2 separate regions of the Mus musculus genome follow, and region 2 is linked to region 1. A link is a contact called in ENCODE Hi-C data. All regions are on one chromosome and are shown on one strand. The core of a region is the stretch at or near the end of the contact, and the rest is flanking DNA. Distances in the headings are between cores, read along the strand shown. Region 1 has its middle 11 kb from the start of Gm52038. Region 2 holds the start of Nhlrc1 (NHL repeat containing 1).

Evidence for each region. Hi-C counts contacts between places; a loop is a spot of excess contacts on that map.
Region 2: a loop to region 1 is called in a map of heart, with 2.4 times the contacts of the local background. The contact joins the promoter of Nhlrc1 here to the enhancer-like site in region 1. A Hi-C loop is called at or near these places in 5 of 37 maps with a recorded cell type or tissue (heart and left cerebral cortex).

The regions. Positions count from the first base shown.
Region 1 is chr13:46,978,590-46,981,289 of GRCm38, forward strand. No RefSeq gene overlaps it. Among named protein-coding and RNA genes, the nearest start is that of Gm52038, 11 kb to the right of the region's middle. Within about 2 kb of position 1,387, at least 2 of the 3 ENCODE cell types and tissues checked have a DNase peak (open chromatin) inside an H3K27ac peak, as active enhancers do; they include heart, where a contact is called at or near this core.
Region 2 is chr13:47,013,440-47,016,139 of GRCm38, forward strand. It overlaps Nhlrc1 (NHL repeat containing 1), which reads right to left and starts at 1,411. Exons shown (of 1, transcript NM_175340.4): 1 at 1-1,411. The coding sequence starts at 1,340. The coding sequence ends at 135.

The sequences.
Region 1 (2,700 bases), core at 137-2,636:
AAAAACATCAAGATACAGGCAAGTGTTAATCTCTAAGCCGAGGCTGCTTGGACAATGTTGGCTCTGTTACCAAACATGTGATTCTGAGGCAAGGGCCCTGGGAGCCACTGTAAACCCAGACTTTCTTTCCATACACATATGTGTCTCTCTTCCCTTAATTTGTGGGGTGTTTTGGGGAGGGGTAGGTTTTTTTTGACGCAGGGTCTTATTTTGTAGCCCAGGCTAGCTCTGAACTTGTGATCCTCCTGCTTCAGCCTCCAGAATGCTGGGATTAGAGGCCTGAGCTCTGCTCCTTACAGGGAGACAATCTTTTACCACCTCTATACTCTCTCCCTGTAGACCAGTGGTTCTCAACCTTCCTACTGCTGTGACCCTTTAATGCATGTGGTGACCTCATGCAGTGGTGACCCCCCCAACCATAAAAATCACATTTTTTGTTGCTATATCATAACTGTAATTTTGCTACTGTCATGAATCATAATGTAAATGTCTGTGTTTTCTGATGGTCTTAGGCGACCCCTGTGAAAGGTCATTTGACCTCCAAAGGGCTCATGACCCCCAGGTTGGGAGCCACTGCTGTAGGGACTCCAGTTAAATGACCCAGGCTCTCATTCTAAAAACTTATGTAGAGTTCTTGGTAACTCCATCCACATATTCATTCATTTCTCATTTAGCTCTTCCTGGAGATTACTGTCAAAGATTAGATAAATGAACTTCAGCAGTCTATCATATTCTTTCCCCACAGTTTCTGTAAGATTATTTCCTGAGTCTTGAATGTCACACACTTAGTGACTTTCATTTGATTGATTTTATTTTCTCCCATACTTCTCAAATCTTTTGCAAGCACTAGACACTGGAATAATCTACTGACCTTCTTTTCCACTCGTTTTTCATAATTCCATAATCACCCATACAAAGCAGAATCCTCCTTGGTACAGATTAAAAGTCAAAAGGTCTGGGCTCGAGTCCTGTGTGCCTGAGTGGCCTAGGGCCAGCCATTTGATCCCTCTAAGGCTTAACTCCTCTATAAAACAGGACTAACTTCTGCTTTATCAATCACAGTATTTGTGAATATGTGGGCCCCATGAACACTTATGTGTGCAAACATCATCGACACTCTAAAGAGAAATGCAGATGGAAGTGGTTATTAAAAGGTTATGATGAACTCAACTGTTTGCTTGTGTGTGTAATCCGAATGCCATAGAAATAGTAACTAGGGGCCCCAGGGCTCTTAACCACAGCAAGTTAAAAAAGGAACCTCCCTCCCCCCCCCCCCAAAAAAAAATCAAAGGCCTCTTATTCGACACAGAAAACTTTCAAAGAAGACTCGGTGCCTGCCAAGGACATGCTTGGCGAGGGAAAGTCTGTAAAGGCAAGTTGAGAGGGTGGAGGGGCTTCACCAAATAGGAACAGGACGGGCTGTAATGTATCAACTTCCTCCTCCACCCTGAACCGCCTCGCTTGGAATTCCTTATCTAATCAACTGGAGACTTGGATCTTAACGGCCAAACTATAAAACTGGGGTGTTCTGTAAGTATGAATCCTTACAGAAGCCAAAGCCAAAATTCCGGCCAAGCCGGCTGTCACTCCTGTGAGGACCTGGATGCCACTTCTGCTTTCAAGGGGACGAGGGAAAGCAAGGCCTTCTCCTGAGTTCTTGTCTTATGGTTACAGCCGGTCACAGAGATTAGCAAAGACACCAGCTTCATGCTCAGCCTCCCTGACACAAATGGGAAGGGAGTTGGGGGGAAGGACTGGTCTGGGAGGGGTGCTTAGCGGATGAAGGTGCTTACAGCCAAGTCTGAGTGAGAACCCAAGTTAATCACCCAGACCCACATGGTAGAAGAAGAGAACCGACTCCCTCATGCTGCACACATGGGCACACACTCACACAAATGAATAAGTCAATATAAGATGTAAAATAATTGTTTAAAAGGCATGCATTAGGGAAGGAGGGGTTTTAGTCTTTCCTTTTACTGGTTTGAACTCTCGTGTGTCATGGCTTGCTCTAGAAAGGCTGTGTTGGAGAATTCAGTGGAAATGGGCTGGGTGAGCCGACTGACTTGGCTGGAGGGAGAAATGGCACAGGGAATTGGCGGGCACTGACTGCTTAACTCAAAAGCAACAGAGATTGAGGTCTGTCATGATAGGATTTCTCCAGGAGCCACACGTTGCTAGAGATGCCTCATACAGTAATTTGTGGCCTTTTGCTTGCTCATGGTACTGTTTCTTGGGCCTGTGGGAAAGTACATGACAGTTAACTGTGAAAGACTCATTTTTTTCTCCTCCTCCTCCCCTTCTCCTCCTCCTCTGAGCCTCCTCTTCTTCCTCCTCCTCCTCATTTTTATCATCCTCTTCCTCTTCCTCCTCCTGCTCCTCCTCCTCCTCCCTCCTCCTCCCTCCACCGCTGCCTCTTTCTCTTCCTTCTTCTGACACTGGCACATCCAGCACACAGATCCACAGCACTTCTGAGTGAGAAAGGGCTGTGTGTGATTTGAACCCCTGTGGGGTATCCCCACGTGAGCGGCAGAGATCGACACCAAAGATCTCTGTGCTGTTAGCCCAGCTGTTCTGTCAGCAAGCATGGGTTCTTTGAGAAAAGGTTACTTCGAGAAAGCTTGACCTTCAGAGACCTTGATGGACAGGGCAGGCATCTCATGTGAAGTCCCTTCCATAGCCATTTACTGACTTAAAAACAAA
Region 2 (2,700 bases), core at 161-2,660, 35 kb after region 1:
TTATTAGTCTTTTAAAACTGCCTTAGTAACTGCTTTTGCCATTCAGTTACCATTACTTCTGTCTGGATGGATGGGTGAGACCAATTCACTCCCAATGACACCAAGATTTCTGACTCCTGGCTTCAGGATCCCCATCACCCTCCGTTGCCCTCCATCACTTTAAAGACTTTTATAGAATGGGATGCAGTATCCAGCACAAGAAGAGAATTCTCCTTGGTGAAGGCCAGTGCCACAGGACGGGAGAGGCCGTGAGTGATTATAGGCTTCAGGGCTGGGAATTCTTCGGGTTTCCCCAAGCAGACGATGGCTGGACCAGAGGTGTCAGCAACAATCACGTTTCCTTGGTGATCGAAGGTCACAGCAGAGGCAGTTACTTTGGAGGGGAAGAGGAGGTTCAGCCCGAAGCTATCCACCTGGCCAATCAGCTGCATAGTGGAGTTGAACACCTTCACCCTTGTGTTGTTACAGCCAGTCCTCCCAAAGGCACAAGGATGCTCTAGGACCGCGATGGCCCCCGTGAGCCATGACACTGCCAACCCACGGGGACTGCATAGGTGAGCTTGCAACCTCTCAATCCTCCGAAGGACCCCTTCAGGGAAATCCGCTTCCAGCAGGTGCAAAGTCCCTGCCTCTGCATCAGTCACCAGGACCCCATTGTGAGGGGTGATCTCCACACCCCAAGGCAGGGAAAACTGCTTTCCCACAACCAGCTTGATCTGGCCAAAGAAATCAAACACTTTGAGGGAGCAGTCGCCAGCGTCGGTGACAACCACATGGCAGTCGTTGGTGACGGCGACATCCAGTGGGTACTTCACGTCGTGCGCTGCGTCCCCCTTTTCTCCAAACTGGTGTGCACCTCCTCCTCCGGAGTCAAAGATCTTGACCCGTCTCTTCCCGTCGTGCACGACCACTACCCGTCCGGTCTTGGGGCACAGTGCAAGCCCTGTGGGGTTCACTAGGGTCCCCCACCCGCCGAAGGCGTGGTAGCAGGTGAGAGTCCCCGGCGCGAAGGGGGCGGCGCTGAGGGCAGCCGGGGACGCGTGGAGGGTGGAGCCCAGGAGCTCCAGGAGGTGCAGCACCGGCAGGCAATCGCTGGTGTCACAGGCTCGGCAGGCCCGCCGGCAGAAGGGACACTCGAGGCCCAGCGTCCGCGGGTGCGCGAGAGCGGCGACACAGGCCAAGCAGACCACGTGGCCGCAGGGCAGGTTGCGCGGGCGCCGCTGCTGCCAGTGGCCGAACCTCTCGAAGCACACCTTGCACTCCAGCAGGCTGACCTCCGCCTCCCGCACCAGCTCGGGCCGCACCCCAGCCGCTGCCACCGCCGTCGCCTCCTCCCCCATTGCTCCCGCTGCTCCGCTGCCTCCGCGCAGCCCTCAGTCACGGCCACGGTCACGGTCACGGAGCGGGGCATGCGCTCTGACGCAGGGCGCACACTGCCACCCCCTGGCGGACGCACGACGCAGTCGTCCGCATGCGCCGTGCGCAGACCTGGGATAATCACGTCACGGGTGGAAGATTCCAGGATTAAAGATTGAGACATGTCAGCGGGTGTGGGGGCGGGGTGTGATGAGTGGGTCTCTCCGTGTCCTCCTGTAAGTGACAGCTAGTCTCTCAGGGATGGTGCCCAAACGGACTGCCAGTCAGCTTCGCTGGGAGGTGGGTACCAGGGCTAGACAGGAACAAGACATGGCTCCTAGTCTCTGTATAGTAAGATTCTGAAGACAGAGACACAAGAAAGAAGATAACTTCAAGGGGCAGATGTGCATTCCTCTCTGCTGTGTTTTTTCCTTCTTGTGAGAAGGTAGCTACGTAGACGTCAAAGAATTGGGTGTGATAGTTGTGATGCCGGGACTCAGGCGGCAGAAACAGGAGAACAGCTGTTGGTGGTTAGTTGGAGGCCAGCCTAGGCTACAGTGCCTAAAAAAACAAACCCCCAAACCAAAACAAACAAAAGAATACTTGTGAAGTGGGTTTGTGTGGAAGGGATATTTTGAAAGCTGTTAGCTTTCTCGCATGGTGGTCTACATAGTGAGTTCCAGGCCAGTTAGAGGCACAAAGGGAGACCCCGTCTCAAAAACAAACAAAACAACAACAACAAAACTTGTTAGTTAGTAGCAGTTATAGAATTCGCTCGTGCCTGCCTTCTTTTAAGTGGTTTTCATTCACTTTTATTTAAGCCTCATGGAGGCCGTGATTGGAAGGCAGGCAGTTTGACTACACGGCATCTCACTGATCATCAGATATGGTTTTGTATGACAAATGTTTGAGTCTCCTTGGCAAAGGCTTAACTGCACCAGTGTGGGCTGAGGGGCACTGTGAAGGGGATTATAACGTACAGGTAAGTTCGAGCCAGCGGTTCCTCCCTGCAATGCCTTCCATCCCGAGAAAGATTGAAAGTAAAGGGGCTGAAGCGATGGCTCAGTGGTAAAGAGTGCTTGCTGCCCTTCTGGAGGACATGAGTTCAGTTCTCCGCACCATCTGTAACCCCAGCTCCAGGGAATCCAGAGTCCCCTTCTGGTCTCCATGCATTTGCAAACGTGTGAGATACATTCACATAAACATATACACCTGCAAATAAATAAGTATAGGAAATATTTCAAAACTGGAGAAATGATTGACAATAAAGATGATCGTGGAAGTATCCTAATCTTATGGTCAGTATAATCTTCCGAAATCCATTGGGGGTATTCAAAGCTCTCA